Linked DNA regions of Homo sapiens: region 2 is linked to region 1. Evidence: read pairs that join two places in POLR2A ChIA-PET (ENCODE). Cell type or tissue: MCF 10A. All regions are shown on one strand. Links, peaks and the distances in the headings refer to the core of each region. The heading gives the core; the rest is flanking DNA.

The links. Peaks named below come from ENCODE experiments on the same cell type or tissue, not always from the same donor. Only the 100,000 strongest peaks of a DNase experiment are listed, where the experiment ranks them.
Region 2: POLR2A ChIA-PET joins it to region 1 with 6 read pairs; 5 of 35 experiments call an interaction of 5 or more read pairs at or near these places.

Annotation. Positions count from the first base shown.
Region 1 is chr17:31,336,465-31,344,809 of GRCh38, forward strand. NF1 (neurofibromin 1) reads left to right here. Exons shown (of 58, transcript NM_001042492.3): 41 at 1-9; 42 at 171-450; 43 at 904-1,118; 44 at 1,355-1,416; 45 at 1,561-1,675; 46 at 2,240-2,341; 47 at 4,041-4,181; 48 at 6,545-6,671. Among named protein-coding and RNA genes, the nearest start is that of EVI2A, 19 kb to the left of the region's middle. In MCF 10A, for the core only: no CTCF peak of the experiment used is centred there; a DNase peak (open chromatin) is centred at 4,037.
Region 2 is chr17:31,270,024-31,278,368 of GRCh38, forward strand. The region is part of intron 36 of NF1 (neurofibromin 1); the gene reads left to right. It overlaps LOC101927057 (a long non-coding RNA gene), which reads right to left and starts at 3,615. Exons shown (of 2, transcript XR_243788.5): 1 at 3,554-3,615; 2 at 1,990-2,742. In MCF 10A, for the core only: no CTCF peak of the experiment used is centred there; a DNase peak (open chromatin) is centred at 4,388.

The DNA of each region.
Region 1 (8,345 bases), core at 1-8,000:
TCAAGCAAGGTAATCACTTTTCTTTTGCCTTCTGTACTATAGCATATCTGTTTTATCATCAGGAGGTTTTTTGTTTTGTAATTACTTTTAAATTAAACTGAACTTTTTTGTGCTAAAACTTTGAGTCCCATGTTTTTTTTTTTAAAAAAAAAAATCCTGCTTCTTTACAGGTTATTGGAAGGATGTGCAAAATAATTGACAAGACATGCTTATCTCCAACTCCTACTTTAGAACAACATCTTATGTGGGATGATATTGCTATTTTAGCACGCTACATGCTGATGCTGTCCTTCAACAATTCCCTTGATGTGGCAGCTCATCTTCCCTACCTCTTCCACGTTGTTACTTTCTTAGTAGCCACAGGTCCGCTCTCCCTTAGAGCTTCCACACATGGACTGGTCATTAATATCATTCACTCTCTGTGTACTTGTTCACAGCTTCATTTTAGTGGTAAGTTCTAGGAAAGGAATTTGTGTTTACCAGTTCCTTTCTCCATTTTACTTCACCTGATCAATATAGATTATCTTATTTATGTTTGTGCTCTAACACCAAGTTGCTAATTTAAGCCTCCAGTAATGACATGAAATATTACCAAAAAGAAAATAAATTACTTCCATTCCATATCAAGCTATAGTAAAGATTTTCTATGCATACTTGTCATGTAGAGTTATCCCATAAGCGGAATACTCAGTGCCAGTTGACCATGTTCAGTTACCAGCACTAATTTGTAGATAAATGAAGCAAGGAGCATTAATACAATGTATCTAGAGGTTTGATTTAGGGAACATGATTATGTAATTTTTATATGGTATTCAAATTTTCTAAATTCAAAATGAAACATGGAACTTTAGAAATTAAAAAGTAATATTTTCTGTCTTTACTTGTTCCTTTATTCTCTTACAGAAGAGACCAAGCAAGTTTTGAGACTCAGTCTGACAGAGTTCTCATTACCCAAATTTTACTTGCTGTTTGGCATTAGCAAAGTCAAGTCAGCTGCTGTCATTGCCTTCCGTTCCAGTTACCGGGACAGGTCATTCTCTCCTGGCTCCTATGAGAGAGAGACTTTTGCTTTGACATCCTTGGAAACAGTCACAGAAGCTTTGTTGGAGATCATGGAGGTATAGAAGCCAAAATGATAAGAAACTAAGTTAAAATCTTTTTTTAAAAATATGTTAATACTATATAGAAGAAATATTGGTTTATTGTGCTATTTTGTACTTAATGCTTAAATAAAAACACTTGCATGGACTGTGTTATTGGTAACAGGTCACTTAATGACATCATAATAAACATTATTTAAACAGTTCTAAAAACATTTATGTACAATATGTATTCAGAGTATCCCCTTTTTTAGGCATGCATGAGAGATATTCCAACGTGCAAGTGGCTGGACCAGTGGACAGAACTAGCTCAAAGGTATGTCCTAAATTAAATATAAGTTGTAAAAATATGCATATTGTTGAAAATACAGCTATTACTGTATGATCAATGTTATAATTTATTATTTAGTATATATAAACACAAAGGTTTTTATAAGTTCTGTGGATCTTTTAATTGCAGATTTGCATTCCAATATAATCCATCCCTGCAACCAAGAGCTCTTGTTGTCTTTGGGTGTATTAGCAAACGAGTGTCTCATGGGCAGATAAAGCAGATAATCCGTATTCTTAGCAAGGTACCTGTTCCGCCCTCACTTCTCCCAAATATTTATGGTTCTCAAGTTGTAAAGCATATCTTTCATTTTTCTAAAAGACGTTTAAATTTGAGGTCAATGAAATATCTTATATGTTACTTATTAAGCCTTTAAAATGTATTTTGATTATTTATTGTAATTCTTTGAAGAAGTCTTCTCTAAAGAAGCTGTCTTTATATGTAAACTCTGATTACTTCATTAAGGAAGATGTCTTTAAAATAAAATATGTTGCCTCTTTTGCTAAGCAGGTACACTTAGTATTTTACCAGTTTTCAAAGCATTTAATTATATGGTAAGACTATAGCCTTGCATAAAATTATTTAATTTGTAATTACTATAATAATGTCTGACTCTTATAATGTAGAAATGTCAAAAAATAAGAAAACAAATGTACATTAAGCTAGCTACCAAGATCACCATAGCATGAGAAATCATTCTAGCATTTATTAAATAAGTAAATGTTCCTGAATTCATTCCGAGATTCAGTTTAGGAGTTAATGTTTTATTTCAATGAAAGTAAAATAAAAAATTCTGTTTTCCTAAAAGGCACTTGAGAGTTGCTTAAAAGGACCTGACACTTACAACAGTCAAGTTCTGATAGAAGCTACAGTAATAGCACTAACCAAATTACAGCCACTTCTTAATAAGGTAATTACTGTATAGAAAATGAGTGCATTCATTTTGGGTATCAGTGTTGAATGTTACTTTCTTTCAAAGAGTTTAGAAAATAAGATGAATTGAGAATAAGTTATAAAGAAAAAACTATAGTTAAAGTAGAACCTCTTAAAGTTTAGTTGTTTGAAGTAGTCATATTAGAAGAAGAGTAAGTATGGATAGTATGTTCTCAAGCGCTTGTAAGTTTTTGGTCTCATCAGTGCTAAAGGAAAGATAGGTATATATTCTTAATTATTTTATCTTATAACTATTAATTATCTGCTATTGCCAAGTACTGTTTTAGGCGCTAGAGATAGAGTACTAACAAAGCCCATAAAACTCACTGCCTTCATGGAGCTTACTTTCTGGGGTGGGTGTGGAGGTTGGGGAGTGAATGGATAATGAAGTAAACAAAATACGTAGTATGTTAGTGATTATTACTATGGAGAAATTAAAGCTGGGAGAAGTATACTTGATCGTCATAAGAGTTTGGGTGCCAAATGAAGATTATATTTAAAAGGAGTAAAATGAAGTGGCCACTGTTTTAGGATGGTCTGACCTTATCCCATTTTTATATTTAAGATATCTGGAAATCATGTTTTTGTATTAATAAAATGAAAAAGATTCGATAATGGCATGGTATTACCATCCAGTTCTAAAGTGGTTTAATTCTGTGATTTGAGTACAAAGGTATGCCAGACTTGGGAGAAATAACAGAGAAATAATACCTGTTATATTCCTGGTTTGTCTACAAGCATTCTAATTTTGTATTATACAAAATGGTTCTCTGGTCCCCATCTTCTAAGTGAAAATGAGCTCAGAAGGGCTAAATAACTTGCCCAAAGTCACATACCTAATAAAAGAACCATGATTCTAATGTGATACTATTTGACTCTAAAGTCCATGTATTTTCCCTAATATCACAGTGCTAAGTAAAGATTGCCAGTAATAAATACTTTTAATTCAGAGCAGCAAGAGATTACCATACTGGTTAAGAGTGACAAGAAGTTGAAAAGACAGTTTAAAATAAAGTTAAAGGGAAACATAGGAGTTAATGTAGGTAGAGAGAAAGGGAGAGAGCTGCACAAGAATGCCAGGACAATGGAGGGAAGGTGGGTAGAACATTCTAGTTGTAATGGAGAAGCTTTTCAAAGGAATCGAGAGAGGGAAAGTTGTGAGGACTGGATAGACCTCATCTCACATTCAGCATTGTTCAAAAGAGTTTGGAAATGTACAGTTTTTAAGCAGACAAGTCATACGATGAAAGCAGGACTTAGCTCCTGGTGGTAGTGTGCACAGTGGATTGGAGTAGGGAGAAACTGAAGTAAAAAGAATCCACCTTTATAATAAAGAAGGTTGGCATGTGGTAATGTCATTAGCAATAAGAAAGAAATGACAAAAGATACAAAAGAGACTACTCTAGAAGAATCAACAAACCTTGGTGACTGGATTTAGAAATCAAAGAACAGGGAGAAGTCAAAGGAGGTGCTAAGTAACGTTCTCAGTCCAGCTAACAGTGTCTTTAGTTATACATATGGAAAAGTGAAGAGCTTACTCATATCTTTATCTTCCCCAAAAGAGAAAACATGGGTAATTTAGGAAGATAAGCTGCTTTATTTTTAACTGCAGTGTGTTTTGAAAGAGACTATGTCATGATTCATCTTACTAGCCTCAAACATATCTTCTTTGCCAGGACTCGCCTCTGCACAAAGCCCTCTTTTGGGTAGCTGTGGCTGTGCTGCAGCTTGATGAGGTCAACTTGTATTCAGCAGGTACCGCACTTCTTGAACAAAACCTGCATACTTTAGATAGTCTCCGTATATTCAATGACAAGGTAAGCAAACTTTGCCTTGAGGTTCCTAGATTACTCAAATTTAGTACTCTTCCATCTTTTCTTGTTGCTATTCTTTTAAAATCACAAGAAGTCCATAACTTAAGTAGGAATTTGTATAATGTAACTTATTGTGAGTATATTTCCTTACCAGCTCATAAAGAACTATGTAAACTTGAATGCATATTTTTTACATAAAAATAGCAAAAAAAAAAAAACAAAAAAAAAACAGTACTGGCCTAATACTAGTAGAATTACAGAATAAGGATAAATAATACATGATCATCCTTACAGAATGAGCATAAACAATACATGGTAATAATATTAATAGCTACCATGCCAGGCCGTATGCTAAACACTATACATTTATTTTTAATTTTCATAACCTTAAGGTAAAGGTTAGCATTCTCTGCCCCCCATTTCACACGTGAAGAAATAATCTAAAAGTAATCTTAGTTTTACTTAATAATGCCACTTAATGAAAAATACGTATAATTCATAGTAGATAAGGAAGTTGGAGAGTCTAAAGGAAACTTTTGGGTACTTAATTTTACTAGTTTTTTTATTCTGTCTAATCTTACTTTAAAATATACCATTAGTGGCCAGGAGTGGTGGCTCATACCTGTAGTCCCAGCACTTTGGGAGGCCAAGACAGGTGGATCAGTTGAGCTCAGGAGTTAGAGAACAGCCTGGGCAACTTGCAAAACCCCATCTCTACAAAAAAGGCAAAAATTAGCTAGGCATGGTGGCATGCACCTACAATCCCAGCTACTCGGGAGGTGAGGTAGGAGGATTGCTTGAGCCTGGGAGGCAGAGGTTGCAGTGAGCTGAGATCACGCCACTGCACTCCAGCTTGGGCAACAGAGCAAGACCCTGTCTCCAAAAAAAAGTGTGTATACATATATTACATACACACATATATATGTAATGTATGTGTATATATATATATAAAGTGTGTGTGTGTGTGTGTGTGTGTGTACACACATAAAATATGTAAAATCCAACTCCAATTAAGGTTAATAAATGTTAGGAGGGGTGCTAATGGGGTGTGTGTGTGTGTGTGCACGTGTGCATGTGTGTGTGTATATATATATGAACATGGGCAAATTACTTCTTAGTTCCTTTCTAATTTGTAAAATGGAGATCTAATTGGGGTTGGATTTTAGTTCATAGAGAATAGAGGAGAGAATAAAATAGTATGAAATTACGTCCCTTTTGTCTTTGGATAAAAATGGGAAGGGTCTAGGAGAAAAGAGGGGAATGTTTTTAAAAGAATGTGTATATACAGTGAGATTTGCTTGAAGTGAAATTAACTGAACTGTGGGTACAAAGAACAGGATTATGGTTTTAAGTGTAAAAAGATACTTGGTCTAAACATTATTAGTTCAGTCTACCAGATGTAGTGTGAACCTGGAACAGATATGGGTCTGAAAAATATAGAAGCAAAATTTTAGAGGTAAGAGGTCTTATGGAGTTTATTAATCAGACCTCCATTTTGCAAATTAGAAAGGAACTAAGAAGTTAAGTAACTTGCCCATGCTTGTACATCTGTTTTGGGACTAGAACCCCTCTGTCCTAATTCTCATTGCCGTTTTTCTAAAACTGTTTTGGGACAGTGGTGGTCAGCGATATCTAGTTGTTGGCTATTTATATGTTAAGAATATTTGCAAATTGGCCGGGTGCAATGGCGCATGTTTGTAATTCCAGCACTCTGGGAGGCCGAGTTGGGAGGATCACTTGAGGTTAGGAGTTCGAGACCAGCCTGGCCAACATGGTGACACCCTGTCTCTACTAAAAATACAAAAATTAGCCAGGGTGGCACATGTTTGTAACTCCAGCGACCTGGGAGGCTGAGGTGGGAAGATCTCTTGAACCCAGGAGGTTGCAGTGAGCCAAGGTGGTGCCACTGCACTCCAGCCTGGGCGACAGAGTAAGACTCCATCTCAAAAAAAGAATATTTGCAAATGGAGCATTGCAAATGGGGCATCTGCCTCGGTATTTTCATCTTCAAAACAGCCCAGTAGCGGGAGCTAATATTGATTCTAGTGCCCTTTGGATGCTAGGCATCAGAGTTAATAAGCATGTTAAAAGTCACCGGGATGTAAATTGACAGTCATTTATTTTGTATTGTAAATAAAAGTGATTTCATCTTCCACCATCTTCTTATTTATATGCTTGACTGTCTTGCACCAGTTAATTTGTAGTAGCTAAAATGTTCTGTGGTTTTCTGCAGTCAACTGAAAATAATTTCTCTCAAATTGAAAGGATTACTTATCTTGTCATACTATTGAACACAAAATTAAGTGAGCCTTTAAAGAAAGCTACTGTGTGAACCTCATCAACCATCTCATGATTATCTTTAATAGAGTCCAGAGGAAGTATTTATGGCAATCCGGAATCCTCTGGAGTGGCACTGCAAGCAAATGGATCATTTTGTTGGACTCAATTTCAACTCTAACTTTAACTTTGCATTGGTTGGACACCTTTTAAAAGGTAAAAAAGCCTTATTTAGAATATTTTTATGAAGTACTATTAAGAAACCAGAAGTAATTTGAATAAGTGATTACTTGAAATAAATTGAAGTAAGTTAGCCCTTATGTCTTACTTTAAATGCAAACTAGGCCAGGCGTGGTGGCTCACGTCTGTAATACCAACATTTTGGGAGGCTGAGGCAGGAGGATCACTTGAGGCTAGGAGTTTGAGGCCAGCCTGGGCAACATAGTGAGACTTCATCTCTACAGAAAATTTAAAAATTAGCCAGGCATGGTGGCACGTGCTTGTAGTCCCAGCTACTTAGGAGGCATAGATGGAAGGATTGCTTGAGCCTGGGAAGTCGAGGCTACAGTGAGCCGTGATCACACCACTGCACTCAGCCCTAGGTAACAGAGTGAGACTTTGTCTCAAAAAATAAATAAATAAATGCAAACTATATCTGTCTTAATGAGTTGTGTTTTATTCAATATGTGTTTTAAGAGAGCTTCATTTCCAATTCAAATATCAAATTTGCCTGAAAAACAAAAGAGTTTATTCTGGCTGGGTATGGTGGCTCACACCTGTAGTCCCAGCACTCTGGGAGGCCAAAGCAGAAGGATCTCTTGAGCTTAGGAGTTCGAGACCAGCCTGGGCAATATGGTGAAACCCCCTTTCTACAAAAAATAAAAACATTAGCCAGGTGCGGTGGCACATGCCTATAGTGCCAGCTACTTGGGATGCTGAGGAAGGAGAATCACTTGAGCCCAGGAGGTCAAGGCTGCAGTGGGCCATGATCGTGCCACTGCACTCCAGCCTGGGTGACAGAGTGAGACCCTGCCTTTAAAAAAAAAAAAAAAAAAGTGTTGATTCTTACAAAAACCTACATACTGAGTCTGATAATAGCTATATTAATAGTAACAATACCTAAGTATCTTACTGATTTTCAAAATGAAACAGACTGCAAATCACTAAGTGTTATTTGAATAATTTATATTAGAAAATGTTAAGAGATTTGATCACAGATTTTCTTCAACTTGTTTATAGTTTATTGTTGATTAATACTATTATTTTATACCATTGTACATCACCTTTCTGGCACCCTATTCTCACCCCTTTCTATATTGCTTATAGCCAGTGATCTCCAGCTATTCCTCAGAGCCCGCTCATTCACTTCCTAACCTGGTTTTACTCCCCGTTGCTGACTTCACAGCTTGTTAACTTTGGTTCATTAACATGGGGCAGTCATGGCCAGAGACTGCAGTTAATAAGAACAGCATGTAGTGGTGGGTCAGAAGCAAAGCAGGATAAAGTAAGACCTGGGATAAGGAGCTGGCATGAACCCCAGTGGTCTCAGAAGTGGATTTGGCCACAATAGAGATTCAAGCTATAGCTTGAGTCAACAATTTTGTATTAATTTAAATCATAGGCTTGAGGGACCATGGAGATTCTCCCAGTTTTTATGAGAGAGAGAGAGATATGCATACACCCACTATTGTGAATGTATGCATTTGATTTCACTTTCTTATGAAATTTCTACAAAAAATATTGACAGTGTTAATCTCTAAGGTCAATGGGGATTTCTCAAAAAATACTACCTTACTAAAGGATACCAAGATAAGTAATTGTAACTGGGCTAATAAAGTGCTTAATTATTCTTTATATCTAAAAGAATACCAGGCTGGGTGCAGCGGCTCA
Region 2 (8,345 bases), core at 246-8,245, 66 kb before region 1:
CTGGGCAGGCAGAAGTAGCAGAAGTCCTCTACATCCAGCTTTAAAAAGGCCCAGAAAGATGACTCTGACACTTACCTTACAAGGTACACGACAGTGTGTGTGTGCACCTGCACATGTGTATGTGTAGACTGAGAAATGTATGAAAGTATACATATTAACTGTTCACATTGCTTATCTCAGAAGTGTGATTGGAGGAGATAGAGGACCAATTTAATATTTCTGTTATCTATCTCTATGTTGTTTGGCTTGCCAGGAGCATATATTGTTTTTGTAAGAATAATTAAAAATATAAAACCCCAAAGTGGCCGGGCAAGGTGGCTCACACCTGTAATCCCAGCACTTTGGGAGGCCAAGGCGGGGAAATCACTTGGGCTCAGGAGTTTGAGATCAGCTTGGGCAGCATGGTGAAACCCTGTCACCACGGAAGAATACAAAAATCAGCCGTACATTGTGGCATACACCTGTAGCCCCAGCTACTCAGGAGGCTGAGGTGGGAGGATCACTTGATCCTGGGAGGTCAAGACTGCATTGAGCCGAGATCACACCACTGTACTCCAGCCTGGGCAACAGAGTGAGGCCTTCTCTGAAAGAATACATTAAAACAAAACAAAACAAAAACCCCAAGTTACAAAGAAGAGTTTTCCTCTTAGGAATATTGTGATACCTGGCAATTGCTTTTTGGGTGGTAGTAGTAAATAATGATAATAGCTAACATTTCCTAAGTGCTTTCTCTGCATCAGGAAACTGTGCATATTACATAATTTCTCATTTAATCTACATAATAACCTTCTGAGATATTATTAACAATTAATTGACGTACGTATAAACTGAAACCCAAACATGGCTATCAGAATGATCTGGAACATTAAAACAAACATATCCCCAGCCCCCATTTCCAAACCAAAATCTCAGGGGCAGGGCCTTATTTATATATTTAACAGGCACTCCAAGTGTTTCATTTATTACTAAAGTTTGGGAATCTCACTGGGTCATGTACTTAATTCATGGTAGCACAACTAGTAAGAATCAGAATTCGGTTTCAAACCTAAGCCAAAGCTCTTAACAAATGCACTATTAATTACATGCTTATTACTATTATAATTGTATGCTTGGGTAAATCTTTGTAGATGAGCATGAAAACCTAACCAACAGTTATGAGATATATTACTCTGGGGAAAATAAGTTCTCGATTCCAGGCATCTGATTTACAAATGGTTTTTTGAAACATAAGACAAGAGTGTACTCAATATAAGATAATCTTGTCATTGGCGCAATATCATTATACATTACAAAGGTTAGCAGAATTGGCACCTTTTCTTAGCGAAATGACATATTACTATTAACACATTCATGAAATATGTTAATACAGATGAATGTGTTATTTTGTAGAGCGCTTTAGTTTATCAGATTAGCATTTTTTGTCTGTTTAATAAAAAATAAAATATAGACCGGGCATGGTGGCTCACACCTGTAATCTCAGCACTTTGGGAAGCCAAGGCGGGTAGATCCCCTGAAGTCAGGAGTTTGAGACCAGCGTGGCCAACATGGTGAAACCCCTCTACTAAAAATACAAAAAATTAATCGAGCGTGGTGGTGGGCATCTGTAATCCCAGCTACTCTGGGGGCTGAGGCAGGAGAATTGCTTGAACCCAGGAGGTGGAGGTTGCAGTGAGCTGAGGTCATGCCATTGCACTCCAGCCTGGGCAACAGGAGTGAAACTCTGTCTCAAAAAAATAAAAATAAAATACAAAAACAACTTCCCCCATACCACTCCTTATCCCACACCCCCATCCTCTATCCCCTATCCCCTATCCTTCATCTCTCTGTCACTGTTGCTCACTCGCTCTCTCACTCTCATGTGTGTGCTCTCTCTCACATACACCACACACACACACACACCCCACCTACATAATTTCTTCTCTTACACCTTTAATATAAATATCTGAGTTTTGGTTCAGTTTTGCAAACATTTAAAAGGCAAACATGGTATTTTGCTTGTTTCAGCATTTAATAAGGTAGTGCATACTTCTTTCATATGGAAGGAAAACATCATATTAAGTTAATATTTAAACGTACACAATTATAATTTGCAAAAAAAAATCAAGATGATAATTTCTTAAATAGTAAATTGAAATAAATGATATTTTCCTAGCATGCTTGTCATTCAGCAATAATAAGAAACTGAGATAAGAATGCAGGCAGTTGAAGTTCACTTCAGCCTGAGTGCAAGTATACACAAAACAGCAAAAATATTACATAGAAAATAAATGTTGTCCATTGGATTGAGTATGGTGCTACCATTTGTCACAGTGTTCATATTCATAGTTGTGGCTATCTTTGGGGTCACTGCTGTATTCAGACTTGTCTTGGAATTTGGAGTCATCTAGGGATTTGAGGTCATTTTGAGATTTGGGCTTGTCCCAGGATTGGTGCTACCATTTGTCACAGTATTCATATTCATAGTTGTGGCTCTTTGGGGTCACTGCTCTATTCAGACTTGTCTTGGAATTTGGAGTCATCTTGGGACTCGAGGTCATTTTGAGATCTGGGCTTATCCCAGGATTGGGGTTCATTCTGGGATTGGTGCTCTTCCTGGGATTAGGTCTGGTCCCGGGATTCAGGCTTGACGCAGGATTGGATACTGCCATAGAATTTGAGGTTGTTGATGTTGAAGTTTGTCCCCGGAATGTTAACAAACATGAAGAGCAGGCCAATCGGTGATAGCTTGAACATCATCCTCCTCTGTTTCACAATAATTATATAATTTTAATTGAACACTTGGATCACAAATAGGCAAGCATATATCCTTAATTGTGTTTATCAGTACATTTGTGTTATGTAAATGTTTGCTTTTTCACTATTAGTGAACAAATTAAAAGCTTCCCTTTCTTTGTTGTCAACATCTGCTGACACAAGACCTATTTTCTATTGAGGGCTACCAACTGAAGGCAAAAACAATCCCAAGACTGAAAAAGAGCTTAATTGGCATTTTTCTATTTAAAAAAGGAAAAAAATAAAACTCTAGACATTCAATGCAATAAATATGGGGGCTTGAGATCAGTATAGAGTAGGGTAGGGGCAAAGACTGAGAGGCAATTTGGGACAGTAGAGCAACAAAAGAAATAATGAAATAAATATTGGTATTTTCTTGATTTCTCATGACCTTTATTCCAACAATTTAAGGTTTTAGTTTAGGTCACAAATTAGGATATTACTTCTAAATATTTACCCAAAGACTAAAGAGGTTAAACCAAAGCATTTCCCCAGTGCTGGGATGAGGTTTTCTTCATTAACAACAACAACAACAACAATAACAAACTAGAGAAGTTCATAGTTTTAAGATTTAGAAATGAACAAAACCAACTCCTTCATTTTGCAAATGGGCTCAGACAAGGGGCATAACTTACCTGAGGGTGCATATCTAAAAATGACCCAAGCTAGAACTTAAGTCTGTGACTTAAAGCCCAAATTTTAACTGTAGAACTCTAACATATATATTAAAAGTTACATTTGGCTCTAATATGTAATTGAGAACATTTCAAATTAATGTTACCTTTTGATATTTTTCTTTGAAGAGTAAGAATTCAGTCTTTCTCCAGCGTCTATGGGGAATCTGATTTCTCACTCACTGCATGCTATTTAAATATAATTAGTGAGGAAGTCATGTGTTCTAAACTTGACCTGCCATTTGCTCTTTGGAAGTATCCAACTGAGTGTTTCCAGACAACTACATATAAACAGATAGACTTTGGCAGAGATTAAAGAATTCAAATAAAGTTCTAAAATCTGCTTGCTAATTTAAAGAATCCAGTGAATAGCATTTGTTATTCCTCTTACCATGTATACATTAATGAATTGCTTCACTGGATTGACTCTAACTAGATGAATTTACTATTTTGCCTGCTGTGATTATTATGATTTTAAACCAAGTAAGTGTATTAAAGGTGTCTGCGTTTTCCTTAGAACATCTGTACATATGTTTATAGGGCAGTTTCTACCCATGGTTATTTTGAAGTTTAAAAAATAATTCAGTAATACAACATTTCAGGTATTTAATTTTTGGTAAATAAAGTAACCTTAGAAAAGAAGTTAAACTTCATTAATATGAAACTTAAGAAAAGGATTACATATGAAAGTGATACTTTTTCATACTGAGTTTACAAACTTTTGTGTGTTTGTGTATGGTTTTTTAATGTATTAAACCAGTCACCTTGAAGTGCATAAAGTAAATTTTTTGAAGGAATTTTGTCTTTTGGTCAGCCGTTTTCCATGATAACTAGCATATAGGGAAATTGGGTTGTATTCTGCTAATGTTTTCATCATATTGGCCAGCACACTTTAAAAATTGCAGGACTGTGAACAATGGTGTTGACATACAAGGAAATTGCAACATAAATGGCAGAAGTACAAGCCAGTACATGTTCCTCACTTGTTTTACTGTGCTGTGAAGATCATTTTTCCCCTGAATGAATAAACCATGAATAGAACCATGCTTGGTAAATCTTATTTATATGGTACATATAATAACTTCACTTAACTGGAGGTTAATGTGGTCAGATCTAAGAAGTAAACAAACAAAAAAAAACTACTTGGCAACCAGAGTAGATATTATGAATCGGAGTACTGCAGTAATTTACAGGAGTTTGTCATTGTCCTCTCTCTGCTCACTTGCTCATTCTGTGGATTTCTTTGGGGGGTATATAGTTGGTAATAGTAATAGTAATAGTAATAGTAATAGTAATGTTTCGAACTTGAGCAAACTGTGACTTATTCTATTTTTCTAATCTTGACCTTTTGAGTACTACACTTACACAACTCTTTATTGATGCTTCAAACACCTCAGTCTCAACTTGTTTAAAATTCAGAAGTTAGTGTTTTCTCCTTCCTATTTTTGTATCTAGATATATTCTTCTCATAATCTCTTGGTTAATTGTATCATCACCTAGCCAAATGTTTCTCCAACACTGGATTTCTCATTATCTTCTCTTTCTTATTTATCTTAAGCTCTCCAGGCCTCTTCATGATGATTAAGTAAAATTTAAATTCTATTTAGTACTCAAATGTTCCCAAACAAACAATAGTCAATTTGCCATTATTCAGGTCTTCAAATACCCACCAACTTTGTATCTTTGTGCAGCCTCCCCAACTTGCCCAAAGTGTAATAATAGCCCCCTCTTATCCTAAGTTTCACTTTCCATAGTTTCAGTTACCCATGGTCCACCATGGTCTGAAAATACTCAATGGAAAATTCCAGAAATAAACATAAGTTGGATGTATCATGAGGTTAATAGTAGCCTAGCACTGTGTCACAGTGCTGCATTAGTCAACCCACTTCATCTTATCACATAGGCATTGTGTCATATCACATCATCACAAGAAGGGCGAGTATAGTACAATAAGATATTTTGAGAGAGATGCCATGTGCATGTGCTTTTATTGTAGTATATTGCTATAACTTCTATTTTATTATTGTTTTTAATCTCTTACTGTGCCTAATTTATAATTAAACTTTATCACAGGTATTTCTGTATAGGAGAAAAACACAGCATATATTGGGTTCAATACTGTAATTCTGTGGTTTCAGGTATCCCTGAGGGGTCTTGGAACATATCCCCCACAGTTAAGGGGGTACTACTGTACTTTCCTCATTCAAAATTGTGTTGTTTCTTCAAGCTCCACTCATGTCAGCACCTTTTATACGATCCTTCCCTAATTCTTCACGTCAGAATCAGTCATTTTAGTACTTTATACTTTGATCAGAGTCTCATTTTCACTAAAGAAACTAAATCTTCCACCATATTCTGGCTTTTTTTGTGGTAAGATACCACCTCTTATTCCTTCTATTCCCTCTAGCTTCTAATATAGTGAGTGTTTATAAAGAATAGGACACAGGGCCAGTTATAAAGAATAGGACACAGGCTCATGCCTGTAATCCCAGCACTTTGGGAGGCCGAGGTGGGCAGATCACGAGGTCAGGAGATGGAGACCATCCTGGCTAACACGGTGAAACCCCATCTCTACTAAAAATACAAAAAATTAGCCAGGCTTGGTGGTATGCGCCTGTAGTCCCAGCTACTTGGGAGGCTGAGGCAGGAGCATCGCTTGAATCCAGGAGGTGGAGGTTGCAGTGAGCTGAGATCGCACCACTGCACTCCAGCCTGGGGGACAGAGCAAGACTCCATCTCAAAAAAAAAAAAAAAAAAAAAAAAGGGGCACAATAAGTATTGGAATTCATTGAAATACCTCCTGTTTCTCCATGTCGGAGGGCTGGTATCATTAATGATGTCTAAAGTAAGAGTTATTTGGTTATTTGCAGTTTTCCCTTCACATTAGCATAAATTTGGAAGGCACAGGCTTGAGTTTAACTTTCATCTCTACTTTCCTGGCTGCTGTTTTGAGAAGATTTCTTCATTTGTACAATGTGGATCATAATGCACATTCATAATCCCTTGTCTGTAATCTGAAACCCCAAATCCTCCAAAAACCTTAAGTTTTATCAAAAAATAAAAAAGTTTGACACCAAAATTTATTTGGTGCAAATGCCTTATCTGCATAGATGGGAGGTTTTTAGCTATCTTTGTTTCACTTAGTGTGGATATTAATGTTGCGCTGCAGAAATATTGATGAGATTGATTTTGGGGTGCTGTTCCATTTTCTACTGGAGTGTTACATAATACATGATAAGAATAGTACTTAGCATATTCATGTTTCTCTTCTTCCTTCTGGGCACAGCACCATACCACTCTTAGCATTCTGATAGTTAGGTGGTACCATCTGACTGAGTTCTGGCCAGTAAAATGTCAGTTCCAATGATGTACAATCGACCCTTGAACAACACTGGGGTTAGGGGCACTGAATCTCCACGCAATGGAAAATCTACGTATAACTTTTGCCTCCCCAAAAACTAAACTACTAATAAGACTGTTGATCGGAAGCCTTTTGATAACATAAACAGATTAACATGTTTTGTAAGTTAAATGTTGTATATGCTATATTCTTAGAGTGAAATAAGCTCCAGAAAAGAAATTGTTACCCAGAAAATCATGAGGAAGAGAAAATATATTTACTGTTCTCTGAGTGGAAGTGGATTATCACGAAGGTCTTCATCCTCTTTATCTTCATGTTGAGTAGGTGGAGGAGAAAGAAGAGGGATTGGTCTTACTGTCCCCGGGCTGGCAGAGGTGGAAGTAAACCTCTGTATAAGTGGATCAGCATGGTTCAAAGCCATGTTGTTTAAGGGTCAACTGTATATGATTTTTAAGCCTGATGTCTAACTTCTCACCAATCTTCCATTCTTGCTTTCTTCTATCAACGCCTACTAGAAACAGACGGTTCAGTGGAGGGGGTCTCCAAGACGCCAGAAGATGGTAAAACCATTAGAAAGCATGATTTAAGAGAAATTAACTTTTGTTGTCTTAGCCAGTGATATTTTGGGATTATTTGTGACAGAAATTAGTTCGTGCTGACTAACATAACTACATGCTGGACATCTTGCCTTTGCCTCTTCAAATCCACTCTGTTCTTTACCCTGCTGTGTACCCTAAGAGGCTGACCTGTGTAGAGGGTATCATTGGGCTCCCCTCCTTTCTGGCTTTCAGCTGGCCCATAGGGAATACAAGCGGAAGATTAGGGAGAAGAAAGAGAGTAAGGTTAGGAGGTATATATTTTTGGCTCCGTTTCTGCAGGGTCCCAGTGGGCTGGCTACATCCATCCATGCAGTATGGTTTTTGTTGGGTGACCCTCTCCACACAACCTACTCTGTGTCTGCTTTCTGCTAACTGCTTCCTGCACTCACTACTTCAGGTGTAGTATCACACTGTCTCTTAAGAGTTTCCTTAAAACCTGCCTTCTCCTTTATACATAATCTCTAATATCTCAGTTTGAATTTGCCACCTGTTTCCTGCTAGAACCTTAATTGCTACAAGCTGTATGTACACTGTATCATCTTCCTAAAATCACCAGGCATGGTGGGATGTGAGCTATAGTCCCAGCAACTCAGGAGGCTGATGTAGGAGGATTGCTTGAGCCCAGAAATTCAAGGCTACAGTGAGCTATGGATACCCTAACCTGAGCAACAGAGCAAGACCTTGTCTCTAAAAAACAAAAATTAAGTTAAAAAATTGTGTCTTTCTTTATATACTTACATTACTTTCCGTTGATCTGTTTTTGAAATGTTTCCAGAACTGTCTTCCCTCACGTATTGATTCTTCCAAAATTCTTAAGAAAATGGAAAAAAGTAATTTCTGAAAATGATGAGAATGATCATAAATTTCATATAGCACTTTCTTGAGAATTTCAAATTGCAGTTTTAATATTTTACTTTAGAAACAGGTCCAGTTTTCCCT